Regions from separate parts of the Homo sapiens genome. Here regions 2 and 3 are each linked to region 1. The links are chromatin contacts, found by Hi-C or POLR2A ChIA-PET in ENCODE. All regions are on one chromosome and are shown on one strand. The core of a region is the stretch at or near the end of the contact, and the rest is flanking DNA. Distances in the headings are between cores, read along the strand shown.

Region 1 (4,016 bases), core at 1,331-3,830:
GCAGTGAGCCATGATTGCACCACTGCACTCTAGCCTGGGCAACAGAGCAAGACCCTGTTTCAAAAATAAAATAAATAAATAAAGGCCGGGCACGGTGGCTCATGCCTGTAACCCCAGCACTTTGGGAGGCCGAGGTGGGCGGATCACCTGAGGTCGGGAGTTTGAGACCAGCCTGACCAATATGGAGAAACCCCGTCTCTACTAAAAATACAAAATTAGCAGGCGTGGTGGCACATGCCTGTAATCCCAGCTACTAGGGAGGCTGAGGCAGGAGAATCGCTTGAACTCGGGAGGCGGAGGTTGCGGTGAGCCGAGATCGCGCCATTGCACTCCAGCCTGGGCAACAAGAGTGAAACTCCGTCTCAAAAAACAAATAAATAAATAAAAATAAAAATAAATAAATAGGCTGGGCGCGGTGGCTCACGCCTGTAATCCCAGCACTTTGGGAGGCCGAGGCGGGCGGATCACAAGGTCAGGAGATTGAGACCATCCTGGCTAACACGGTGAAATCCCGTCTTACTAAAAATACAAAAAAAAATTAGCCAGGCATGGTGGCGGGCGCCTGTAGTCCCAGCTACTCCGGAGGCTGAGGCAGGAGAATGGCGTGAACCCGGGAGGCGGAGCTTGCAGTGAGCAGAGATCGCGCCACTGCACTACAGCCTGGGCGACAGAGCAAGACTCCGTCTCAAAAATAAATAAATAAATAAAATTTCTTAGACACAGAGTCTTTTCCCTATGTTGCCCTGGTTGGTTTCAAACTCCTGGCCTTAAGTGATCCTCCCCTCCTGCCTCAGCCTCCTGAGTAGCTGGGATTACAGGCACACGTCACAGAGCCCAGCTGTCAGTGTATATACCTTTCTCCAAGACTTTAAATTTCTTTCTTTTCTTTTCTTTTTTTTTTGAGACGGAGTTTCGCTCTTGATGCCCAGCAGGCTGGAGTGCAATGGCGCGATTTCAGCTCACTGCAACCTCCTCCTCCCAGGTACAAGCGATTTTCCTGTCTCAGCCTCCCAAGTAGCTCAGATTACAGGCATGTGCCACCACGCCCGGCTAATTTTTTTTGTATTTAGTAGAGACAGGGTTTCACCACGTTAGTCAGACTGACCTCAGGTGATCCACCCACCTCGGCCTCCCAAAGTGCTGGGATTATAGGCGTGTGCCACGCACCCGGCCAAGACTATTAAGCACCCAGTAGGTGGTTTAAATTGAATGGAACCAGAAGCAGAACTTTGGCCAAAGAGATGGGGACAAAGGAATGAGAGCAAAGGTGAAAAAGGCAAAATGTCAAACAATATCATTCTTTTGGATAAAAATGTGGTCTTTTCCCTTGCAATGAGGTAATGCTAAGGAAGTTTTTTCCCCACAGTCTGCATATGCTTAGTACAGTTAAAATTAAATCATCGTAAAATAGAAACTACAACTAGCAAAGGTGTTGAGCATGAATTTCAATTAAAAATGATGTAGCAATATAAATATTAACAGAAAGTTTGAGTATCAACATTGTCTATAGAAAAAAGGTGGCTTAGTCAGCACACAACTATTAGTCACAGTGAGAAAACAAACAATTCTGAAATGTAGGGACCTGTTCACAGATCAAATATGTGTAAAGGACATATCCAGTCACCCAGAGATGTTTCTAGAGCATGTTCAGCTCAGTTTGTATCATCTGGGTGTGTTTTGTGTACATCTGTTTAACTTTCTTCTTGAGATAACGTAATTCTGCTCTTCCCAAGTTGTGTTGTTGTGGGTTTTTAAATTTTTGTTGTTGTTGTTTGTTTTTTGAGACAGGGTCTGGCTCTGTCGCCCAGGCTGTAGTTCAGTGGCGCGATCTAGGCTCACTGCAACCTCCGCCTCCGGGCTCAAGCCATCCTCCCACCTCAGCCTCCCAAGTAGCTGGGACTATACTGCCCAGGCTCCCATTTTCCAGTTGAGTGCTCCCTTTCCCTTTTTTTTCCCCTTTCTTCCTCCCAGCGTAGCTCATCTCTCAAAGCCGGTGGGGTGGACAGAGGAACAGTTTGGAGGTGGTGCCAAAGTAACATTCCATTTCTCTCCGGGTCTTCTCCCCTACCCTCCCATATTAATATTTGTTTTTTACTTGCCAAGAGGCAGGACCAAAGTTTCTGCAGGACCAAACTGCAGGTGCAGTTGCACCAAGCAACTTACATTCAAACAAACACAAAACCCCAAGCCAAGCCGGTCTCCGTAAATCCCACACCACGACTGCCTTTCCTACTTCCTCCTTAGAGGTACTTCTCAGCCCTCTAGCTCCAACTGAGAACCCAGCCAGTCAGGAAGTCGCTACTTCGGGAACACCAACCAATCAGGGGGCCGTCACCTGCTGAAGGTGCGGAATTCGTCTCCTGACGCGACAGTCTCCTGGGCCAATCTGAGGCAGCTCCTGTGGGGAAAGGCGCCAGTGCGCCGAGGCGGGGAGTGGCGGCGGGGTAACACCTGGCCGAGGTGACTCGTTCTGAAGAGCAGCGGTTCCTTACACCAATCGGAACGTGCAGGGGTGGGGAGCTGGCCAATCAGGCGCGGAGGGCGGGGCCGGGCGGGGTTCCACCTGGCGGCTGGCTCTCAGTCCCCTCGCTGTAGTCGCGGAGCTGTGTCTGTTCCCAGGAGTCCTTCGGCGGCTGTTGTGTCGGGAGCCTGATCGCGATGGGGACAAAGGCGCAAGTCGAGAGGAAACTGTTGTGCCTCTTCATATTGGCGATCCTGTTGTGTAAGTTCCCAGAGTTTCGGGAGGAATCGGTTGGTCGGGTCAGAGGTTGGAGGAAGGCTCTCCCCACGCCCCTAGCCCGCGGGAGGGGAGGAGCTCAGAAACCTTCCTATATCGTTCTGCGAATTATCTTTTCCACCCCTGGCTGGTCCCTCTTTCACCACTCTCACAGCTGGGTGAGTGGCTGGCTCCCCTCCCCCACACTGGTGAGTTGTGACCGCACCCCTCACGGCCACCAGGAGGGAGCTGACCCATCTGCACACACCAGAGGTACACTCCTCGTCCTCACTGGAGAGGGCCGTCGGGCCAAGGACCCTTCCACACTCATCTACCCAGCGCGCGCTCCACACGCACCTGGGAAGGGCCAGCCTGCCCCTCCAACGGCCACCCAGCATCCACGAACCCCGCTGCGCAGCCGGGAGCCTTGGCTCCTTTAACGGTCTTCGAAGAAAATCAAATGGAGGTGGTCTGGGGTGGAAGTCTCTTCCCCTAGCTTTTGCTGAAGGAGTCTCTGGCTCTTCTGAATCTTTGAATTGCGGCGGTTGCTCTGGGAAAATGTCTGGGTGCACAGTCTAAAGAGGAAATGCAATAGAAACCTGAAATTTCTCTAAGCGCAGCAGAGGTTCCAGCGAAGTTCCTTTATGGAATAACTACCTCAGGAGTCCTTAATACGTGTTGTTGATTGAGTGACTCTTCCCAGGGGGAGAGTGTATCTGTTGGTTGGCTGGATTCTCATCAGAGCCAGAGCTCTGCCCTCCCTCTGGCTGTGTATGAGAGTTTTTGTTTCCTTTGTAAACTCCCTTTCCTGAGGAACAATGAGGCTCACTTGCTAGGGCATGCCTCTGTCTCTAGATGTGTTTGTGTGGGGCTGAGCGTTTAGTCGGTTGGTTTGTGCGTTAGTCAACCTGTGGCAGTACCTGTGTGTTTATCTGATTCTTGAGTGTGCGTGTCGTTGTGTGAGTAGTTGTGTCAGTATGTGTTCTACATGAGTCTCCCCCCACCCCCAAGGTTCTTGTTTTAGAAAGTGTTAAATGAATGATTACAATCAGTTTGGTGTATGTAGATTCCCTGCCCTTAGATGGATTGACTGCTCATTTCTACCTTATCACAACATAAACCCTTGGGAGAGATTGGACCAGAGGCATATATCATCCTCTTTCTATTTTACTGATAAGGAAACAAGTCCAAAAGGGGAAATGACTTCAATGACAATAGAGTTAGGGGTGGAACCTGGGAATGGAACCAAACCCTCTTGACTTGCTTTTCCTTTTTCCATTCTTTGATCCAGCATCTCAGG
Region 2 (4,024 bases), core at 487-2,986, 160 kb before region 1:
CGCCTGTAATCCCAGCGCTTTGGGAAGCCAAGGTGGGCAGATAGTTTGAGCCCAGGAGTTGGAGACCAACCTGGACAACATGGTAAAACTCTGTGTCTTCAAAAAATACAATTAGCTGGATGTGCTGTTGTCCCAGCTACTCAGCTACTCACGGGTCTGAGGTGGGAGGATCCCTTGAGCCTAGGAGGTTGAGGCTGCAGTGAGCTGTGATCTTGCCACTGCACTCCAGCCTGGGTGACAGAGTGAGACCCTGTCACAAATTTTTAAATTAAAAAAAAAAAAGTAAACAAAAAGGCCGGGCGTGGTGGCTCACACCTGTAATCCCAGCACTTTGGGAGGCCGAGGCGGGTGGATCACCTGAGGTCGGGAGTTCCAGACCAGCCTGACCAACACAGAGAAACCCTGTCTCTACTAAACATACAAAATTAGCCGGGTGTGGTGGCGCATGCCTGTAATCCCAGCTACTGAGGAAGGCTGAGGCAGAGGTCGCGGTGAGCCGAGATAGCGCCATTGCACTCCAGCCTGGGCAACAGGAGGGAGACTCCCTCTCAAAAAAAAAAAAAAAAAGTAAAGAAAAAAGAAATTAAGAAAAGAATGAACACGTGTTTATTTTACCTAACTCATGAAGAAACTAGCAGATGTTATAATTAATACAAGAGAAAATCTAGAGAACGGACATATTTATGGATCAGGAAAACAGAAATGAATATGAAAATGGACGCCAAAACTGCTTTTTTTCCCCACAGTGTGGGGAACAGCAGGTTAATTGAACCTCTACCAGACAGGATAGAATTTGCATACAGATCAGTTACCTACATGAATTGTAAAATAACTCCCATGAAAACAGAATCTTTAAAGCAGAAGGATATGCTATAGACAAGTCCTTCAGGTTTCCCATTAGCCATCACTTCTGGGAAGCCTTTCTAGAATCTCCACGTATGAATGAGTTGCCACTTCTAGGCCAGCATATTTATCACGTTATATTGTTTACATCCCTCCCTCCATACAAGATACACAAGACCATGGGCTTTTTGGGGCAGATTCTGTGAGTTATTCAAGTCTCTGATTGCTTCTTCAGCGTGAATATCTGCTTCTAAGGAACACAATATGCTAGGCGGTAGTGTTTGTCGTAAGGTAAACATATTGCATGTTAACGGAGCATCCATTTTACTCTAATATCTGGGGAAACATCATTTGACTTTAAAGAAGACGCTGTCTTTCCCTCCACCTTCAATGTTTCATTGTTTTATTAACTAATCGCTTTTTATTTCCAGGCCTGCGGGATACAACGGGAATACAAAAATGCGCTAGAGCGGTCCGCAACGCTGTAGCCTGCGTAAGGAACAATTGATACTAAGTGGCACTAGGCTGCAGGGGGTGCCACTGACACACTGGGAGAGGGCTCAGCCAACCACAAGGTGATAACGAGGTCAGCGGAGCACCAGAAACCGGCTCACTAGCCTCCTGATCAGTCTCGGCCCAGAGGAAAATGAAGGGCTTGAGCTTCTGCTTTTACAAATCTGAGGGGCAGGAAATGAAATCCCACTAGCAGTCTGCGTAGTGGAGTTGAACCCTAGCACCCGCTCCCCAGGGGGTCGCCTACAACGCGTTCCAGGTGGGCAGGCTCAGGCGCTGCTCCCTCACAAGCCCCCGGCCACGCGGTGTCTGGGACCGGGTGCCTAGTCAGCCCGGGTGGCTCCGCCCCGAGGCCCCGCCCCATGACGCGAGACCCCGCCCCCGCAGCGCCCGCTTCCAAGATGGCGGCAGCGATGCCTGCCCGGCTGTTGGGGTGGCGGTGACGACAGGCAGCAAAAGACCAGGTATGTGCGCTGGGAATGCGTCGACACGGAGGCCTGGGATAAAGGTTTGGGCATTCGAGAGAGTGAGAAGTTTTGGGTAACGCCTGGAGACGAGCCTGAGCAGGGACGGGGTCCTAGGTGGAAGTATGGACGGGGGCCGGGCGGGCTCACGTTGCTAGTAGGTAGGGCAAAAGCAAGAGACTGGGATAGGATGGGCGTGCTCCGAAAGAGCTGGGTTTTAACCCCCTCCACAGCGCGGACCACGCCCCTCTAGGTGAGCCCTTCCAGCCACCCCTGACTGTCTCTGCCCCTGCTCTCCCTCTCCCTTTCTCTTCAGCAGTAACCCTCCTCCCCACCCCCGCTAGAAGAGGGGAAAGGTAGAAAAGGTAGAGGACGCCACCCCCACCCTACTCTCCGCCGAGCTCCGGGGCTGTTCGCTTACAGCCCCCAGGTGGTCACGGTCCCTGCACCTGAGGAGTTGGCACCCAGGCACATGAAGAATAGAAGGAGCCTGTTTCCTACTTCGCCCTGGGTACTCCTTAGGCCACTCCACGGTCCTGTCATGACTCTGTCGCCACTTCAACTGGTTCTTGGTCTGGGGGAAAACAATGTTTCCATTAGCTGTCCTGTCCCCACTCCCCAATCTGTCCTGTTGGGGTGGGGGTACGGGGGTGGTTAAGTATGAACCTGACACTTATCATTCCAGGGTAGCACGGGAGATAGGCGAGGGACCTACCATCTCCTGCTCCTCCTCTTCCTTTCCAACCACTTTCCTTCACTTCGCCTGCTGGGAAACCAGCTTCACCCTGATCCTGATCTCTGGCGGTGCAGGTAGCTAGTTATCCTTTACCACTTCTGTTCCAGCTGGTCCCAGATTCGCTGCTGGAGTGCTGGATGGAGCCTTTCTCTGCCCTCTGTGACATTTCCAATTTTAGATAATGCCTCACATCTCTGTCCCCCCGGGACCCCCTGGAGCCCCCATGATCCCTAAGAAGACAGCTTGAACCTAGGTGAGTCTATCTCTTCCCTTCTAAAATTGGAAGAGGGGGTTCTCTAGAGACTTTCTGAAATGAACATGAGATTTGAATGATGTAAACATTTTTGGGGGTGAGGACTGACAGTAGATGGTGGGAGTGGTTTGGGGGGAGGTAGAGGAGAGCGAAACTTGGGCTGAAGTGACAGGTGGTAGGGTTACTGGTGGTTACATTCTGTTTCCTTGCGTGACTGTGCACCTGTGTGCTCCCTTCTGTGACTTTGTTTTCTGCTTTTTCCTCTTTACCCCTGGCATCACCTTCAACCCTACCTACTGACCTCTCTGCTGGCTTGCTCTCTTCCTGCCTACCCCCAGAATTCCCCTCTCCCTCCCTAGATCTCACCCCCAGGATGTTGCGGAGGCTGCTGGAGCGGCCTTGCACGCTGGCCCTGCTTGTGGGCTCCCAGCTGGCTGTCATGATGTACCTGTCACTGGGGGGCTTCCGAAGTCTCAGTGCCCTATTTGGCCGAGATCAGGGACCGACATTTGACTATTCTCACCCTCGTGATGTCTACAGTAACCTCAGTCACCTGCCTGGGGCCCCAGGGGGTCCTCCAGCTCCTCAAGGTCTGCCCTACTGTCCAGAACGATCTCCTCTCTTAGGTAAGTGCAGGAGGAAGGAGGTGGTGAAAGGAAGGACAAGGTGCGGAGACAGGGAGGCTTGGGGATAGGGAGGCATGGAGTGGCAGAAGTGGAACTTAGAAGAGGATAGGTAGGCTGAGGCTGCAGGTAGGCTGAGGTTGAGATAGAGGGCTGAGGTTGAGATAGAGTAGACTCTGAATTGGGAGTTTAGATTAGACTATTGGGTTTCCACTTTCTACTGCTTGTCCCTTTATGGGCTCTTCCTGCCCCAGGCTAGGAATTGTTTTCCTTGTAGATGAGCCCTGGTTTAATTAGTTGCAAGTCTCTCCAGCCTTCAACTATAGCTTCCAACCCTGTAAGACAGGAGAAAGTTAGGCAACCCTAAAATAAGAAGAGAAGGCTAGGTAAGGATCCTGCACCTTCCAGCCTTTGTAGAGCTGTCCCAGTGATAGGTAATCCAAGGCATGCGAGATTTCTGAGTGAGCCCTGAGAACTAAGCCCCAGAACCAGACTGCCAGTGTCAGAGGTATTCCCAAACCCTAGTTTGATTCTTTTCTCTTTGCCCCTCTGATCCCTCTACTTGCCATTCCTTCCCAACAGTGGGTCCTGT
Region 3 (3,907 bases), core at 12-2,511, 180 kb before region 1:
GGAAACCCTGTCTCAAAAAAAGAAAAGGAAATCAGCTGGGGGCAGGGATGGGTGTGGGTTGGGACAGCAACTCTGGTCACTCACCATTCCAAGGTGGAGGCTTCCAGTGGGCTGTTTCTTTGCTTGGGTACATAACAGCTCCCCCAAACTGCTGTGCCCATTCCACATCTGGCTGCCACTGCCGAACACCTCTGGGGAGTCAAAGACAGATCCTAGACAAAGGGCCTGAACAGTGTTTGGTTCCTGTGTTCCCATTCACTCTCAAGGGGACCCAGGAAGGATGACCTGTTTTTTTGTTTTGTTTTGTTTTTTGTTTTTTTTGAGACTGGGTTTCACTCTTGTTGCCCATACTGGAGGGCAATGGTGTGATTTCGACTCACTGAAACCTCCGCCTCCCGGGTTCAAGTGATTCTCCTGCTTCAGCCTCCCAAGTAGCTGAGATTACAGGCATGCGCCACCAAACCCGGCTAATTTTGTATTTTTTTAAAGACGGGGGTTTCTCCATTTTGGTCAGGATGGTCTCGAACTCCCGACCTCAGATGATCTGCCCGCCTAGGCCTCCCAAAGTGCTGGGATTACAGGTGTGAGCCACCGCGCCCAGCCAATGTCCTGGATTTTTTAATGCCAAGTCACTGATCTGAAGTTAATGTAGCTTCGGCAAAACAAGCTGGAACTCTAGAGGTTCCATTCCTACTAACAAATTATTCCTGGAATAACTCCACCCATCACCCCTGGGCATGCAAGGTTGGGATCCTAGCTTCTTCATATTTTCATCATATTGATATTATCAACCAGGTGAATATGAACGTGAGAAAAGTGTTTGTTCAAGGTCAACGACAGAGAGACAGCGAGCATTCTGGCTCTTTGGCTGAGCTCTACTCAGGTATGACAGGAGAGGTGCATTCAAATTACTGAAGCTAAAAAGCAGAGTCTCCCACTCCGCTGATTTCACCTCGGCACGAACGAACTCTAGACCCTCTCCCCTCCCTCGCCAGAGTGGGCGCCACTGCATCCCGTAGCCCAAGAAATCAGGGATGGACAATGGGGTCACAGGCTTGGGTTATTATTTTCTGGGGGAGTAAAGCGTCCCCAACCTGAGAAACCCTAGCCTTGGAGAAAGTGTGTCGAGAGCTGCCCTCGATCTCACCTGCTGGGCTGAATCGGCAATCGGACTCCAGCCCCAGGCCGCAGCACCTGGGCCGCGACGCCCCGGAAGCCGCACAAAGCCCTCAGCGCCGCCATCTTACTCCGGCTGCAGACTGCGGGAAGGAGAACCGGGCGGAAGTAACTCCAGCGCGCCTCCTTCTTGGCTTCTCACCTATTCGCACAGTGAAGCCGCCCTCTTGGAAGCTGGCAGGGTCGTTTACCGTCGAACTGACAACATCCGGGTCCTGTGACTCGGCTTCACTTGCGTTTAGATAACAGTGACCGCGGTCATCTTTACTGAGGGCGTTTCCTCCCACAGCTCCTGGCTGGCTTTTCTAGGAGCGAGCAAGGGAAAATTGCCGTTCCTGCGTGGGGCAGATACTTCGTGCTCTCTCGCCGAGCCCGCCTGCGTATCTTGGAAACGCGCGGCGCTTCCTTCCCTACTCCCTTCCGCCTTGGCCGCCCTCATGCTTTAGTCCTGCTCTCGGATTGTATCTGAGCCCTGCCCTTATAGGGTAGCCCCAGGCTTTGCCAATTACTTTCCCATCACTGAATCCAAAAGACAGGAGTTGGGAAAGCCAGCTAATTTCCAGATGTCATAAATTGAGATTGGAGAAAGGAGCCTAAGTGGGGCTGGGCGGGTCTGAGAGCTCCCGCCAAACCAAAACAAAAAAGAATAGGATGCCAAGGCCGCCGGCATTGGTGGTGCGGAGGGGAGTGTCGGGGTGTGTAGGAGCCACCTCATCCCAGATGGGGGAGTGGAGGTCCTCTGTGGGTGACCCTGACATCCTCCAGGCTTCCCGAACCTACAGAATCACAGACCCAGGAAGCGCCCTTAGAGATGCCTCACACCCCACTTCCGTCTTGCGTCAGCCTCTTTTCCCTAACGTCTTTCTGACCCTGCTATAGCCCTCCTGGGTAATGGCCAACAGCACGGAAATGTAGTAGCACCAGGAGTCTGATCACAATTCTGTATGGACAAAGATTCTTCCAGCCTTAGAGGCTAGTTCCTGTTTTCTCCCTCTGCCTCTAAGCCCAACTCCAGCTGGGCCACCCACCCGTAGAGTTTGTACAACTCTCCAACTCTGAGCCTGGAAAGAGGCCTTCCCCAGATATCCCCTAGACAGGATCCCAGGGACACAGCCCACCAGCAGCGCAGCAGGGTGAGGCAGACAGACCAGGAAGCAGAGATGGTGGAATTCTTCACTGCAGAGAAAGAGGGGAAAGCCAGACTTCTGGCCTGGGAATTGACCTAATGGGAACTGTACCAAAGGGTGGGGCCAGATCCTTAGCTGTGGGAACTGACCAGGACCTGGGCTAGACAAGGCAGCTGCCACAGAGCCAGGGCAGAGGTTTGGTCCCTCTGTTGTCCTCATTCCTTGCTCTTTCCCTGGGCCTTCTTTCTATTGTTGAAACACAGCAAATGTGGCCATGGTGGTGGGGGATGGGAAGGACTGCATTTATTTGCCTTGATCCAGCCTGGGAGAAGTCAGGATAGACTTTGGGCTGCTTGGCCCTGGAGGCAGCTTGAGCTGGGACTGGGGTGGGGGGCTCCTGAGGGGCTGCCTAGGACACTGCAGCTTTTGTGCCTTCTCCCTGCTGCCAACACCCCCACACACACTGCTGCAGCCACTCTAAAGCCCTTTGTCTTTCATTGCTTAGTCACCCCCTTTGTCCTCATCTCAAATAGGGGAGTGGAAAGGGGCAGTAGAGTTCTCTGGTGATAGCTCCTCTTGCCCCTGCCCCTTCTGGTCTCCCACCCTTTGTCCGACTCCTCTAGTCCCAGCCCCGTTGGCTTAGAACCAGGGTCAGGCAAGTGGTGGGTCAAGAGGTGGGTCTGGCAGTCACAAGGGGGTGGGTGATCCAGGAAGTGATAGGCACCAGGGCAGGTATTACCGACCTGAGCAGGAAGGGAGGGGGAAAGGAAGTATTCTGACGGATATGATATGCGGGGGACAGGAGGTGACAAAGCAGAGTGAATAGGGGAATAGAGGCAAGAGGAGGTGGTCCACTTCTGGGAAAGGAAAGAGACTGCTGACTGCACTCTCCTTCCTGGGGATTTCCTGGGGAAACAAGCAGCCAGAGGATGGGGTGAGCAGAAATTGCCCCTACTTCTGAACCCTTCCTTGCCTTGAGAGTTCATACCCAAGACCTCTTTTCCGAGTTCCCTCCTATCCAAAGCCAAAGGAATAATTTGCTTCCTTTCCCTAACACCACCTCTTCCTCCCCAGCCACTTTCCCCACCCCAGGCAATGGATTTCTCCCAGTACCCTAATTTCCCTATATGCACAATGCTGTCTCCACCCTCTCCCTGCCCCAGGGAGAATTAAAAAGAAAAGATGACTAGATATTCCAGGAACCACTGGGTTCTCAGAGCAAGGTGGGGTGGATGGTGGGAGCCAGGTGGGGATTCTCCCAGATTGATACTGGGTGAATCTGGGTTCCTGAGAGCAAGTCTTGCCTATGCTGGGGGCTGGCTGACTTGAGGCTGGGGGAGGGTTTAGGGCAGTTGGGAGTGGGTAGGAGCAGGGCCAAAAGCCTGGGGGAAGCTACTGGGAGCTGGGCCAGGGAAATGGGGAGTCAGGAAGTGGGGAGGGGGAACCCTGGGGGGAAATGGAGGCGGAATGGCTGTTCTGGGCTTTGGAGGGGGTGGGTAGTGGTAACTCAGGAAGGGGGATCCTGAGGGAGAGAAGGGACGTTAGAAAAGAGGAGGTGCCACCCTGGATCCGCCTTCTATAAAAGGAAAAGTCGTTAACCCCTC

Evidence for each region. Hi-C counts contacts between places; a loop is a spot of excess contacts on that map. ChIA-PET counts read pairs that join two places held with the same protein, here RNA polymerase II (POLR2A). Pooled maps may share reads with other maps.
Region 2: a loop to region 1 is called in a pooled map, with 3 times the contacts of the local background. The contact joins the promoter of B4GALT3 here to the promoter of F11R in region 1. A Hi-C loop is called at or near these places in 7 of 50 pooled maps. POLR2A ChIA-PET finds 5 or more read pairs at or near these places in 18 of 52 experiments (A673, B cell, BJ and 14 more).
Region 3: a loop to region 1 is called in a pooled map, with 4 times the contacts of the local background. The contact joins the promoter of NDUFS2 here to the promoter of F11R in region 1. A Hi-C loop is called at or near these places in 7 of 50 pooled maps. POLR2A ChIA-PET finds 5 or more read pairs at or near these places in 7 of 52 experiments (CD4-positive, alpha-beta T cell, MCF 10A, PC-3 and 3 more).

What each region holds. Positions count from the first base shown.
Region 1 is chr1:161,019,716-161,023,731 of GRCh38, reverse strand. It overlaps F11R (F11 receptor), which reads left to right and starts at 2,580. Exons shown (of 10, transcript NM_016946.6): 1 at 2,580-2,722. The coding sequence starts at 2,659. RefSeq lists enhancers at 1,850-2,447, 2,600-2,849, 3,150-3,199, 3,210-3,339.
Region 2 is chr1:161,175,219-161,179,242 of GRCh38, reverse strand. B4GALT3 (beta-1,4-galactosyltransferase 3) reads left to right here and starts at 1,736. Exons shown (of 8, transcript NM_003779.4): 1 at 1,736-1,820; 2 at 2,664-2,809; 3 at 3,169-3,435; 4 at 4,015-4,024. The coding sequence starts at 3,183. It also overlaps a transcript of PPOX not described here. RefSeq lists enhancers at 1-410, 1,549-2,048 and silencers at 1,647-1,816, 2,027-2,076, 2,916-2,965.
Region 3 is chr1:161,199,721-161,203,627 of GRCh38, reverse strand. It overlaps NDUFS2 (NADH:ubiquinone oxidoreductase core subunit S2), which reads right to left and starts at 1,261. Exons shown (of 14, transcript NM_001377299.1): 1 at 1,148-1,261; 2 at 85-191. The coding sequence starts at 1,242. RefSeq lists enhancers at 994-1,323, 2,588-3,309.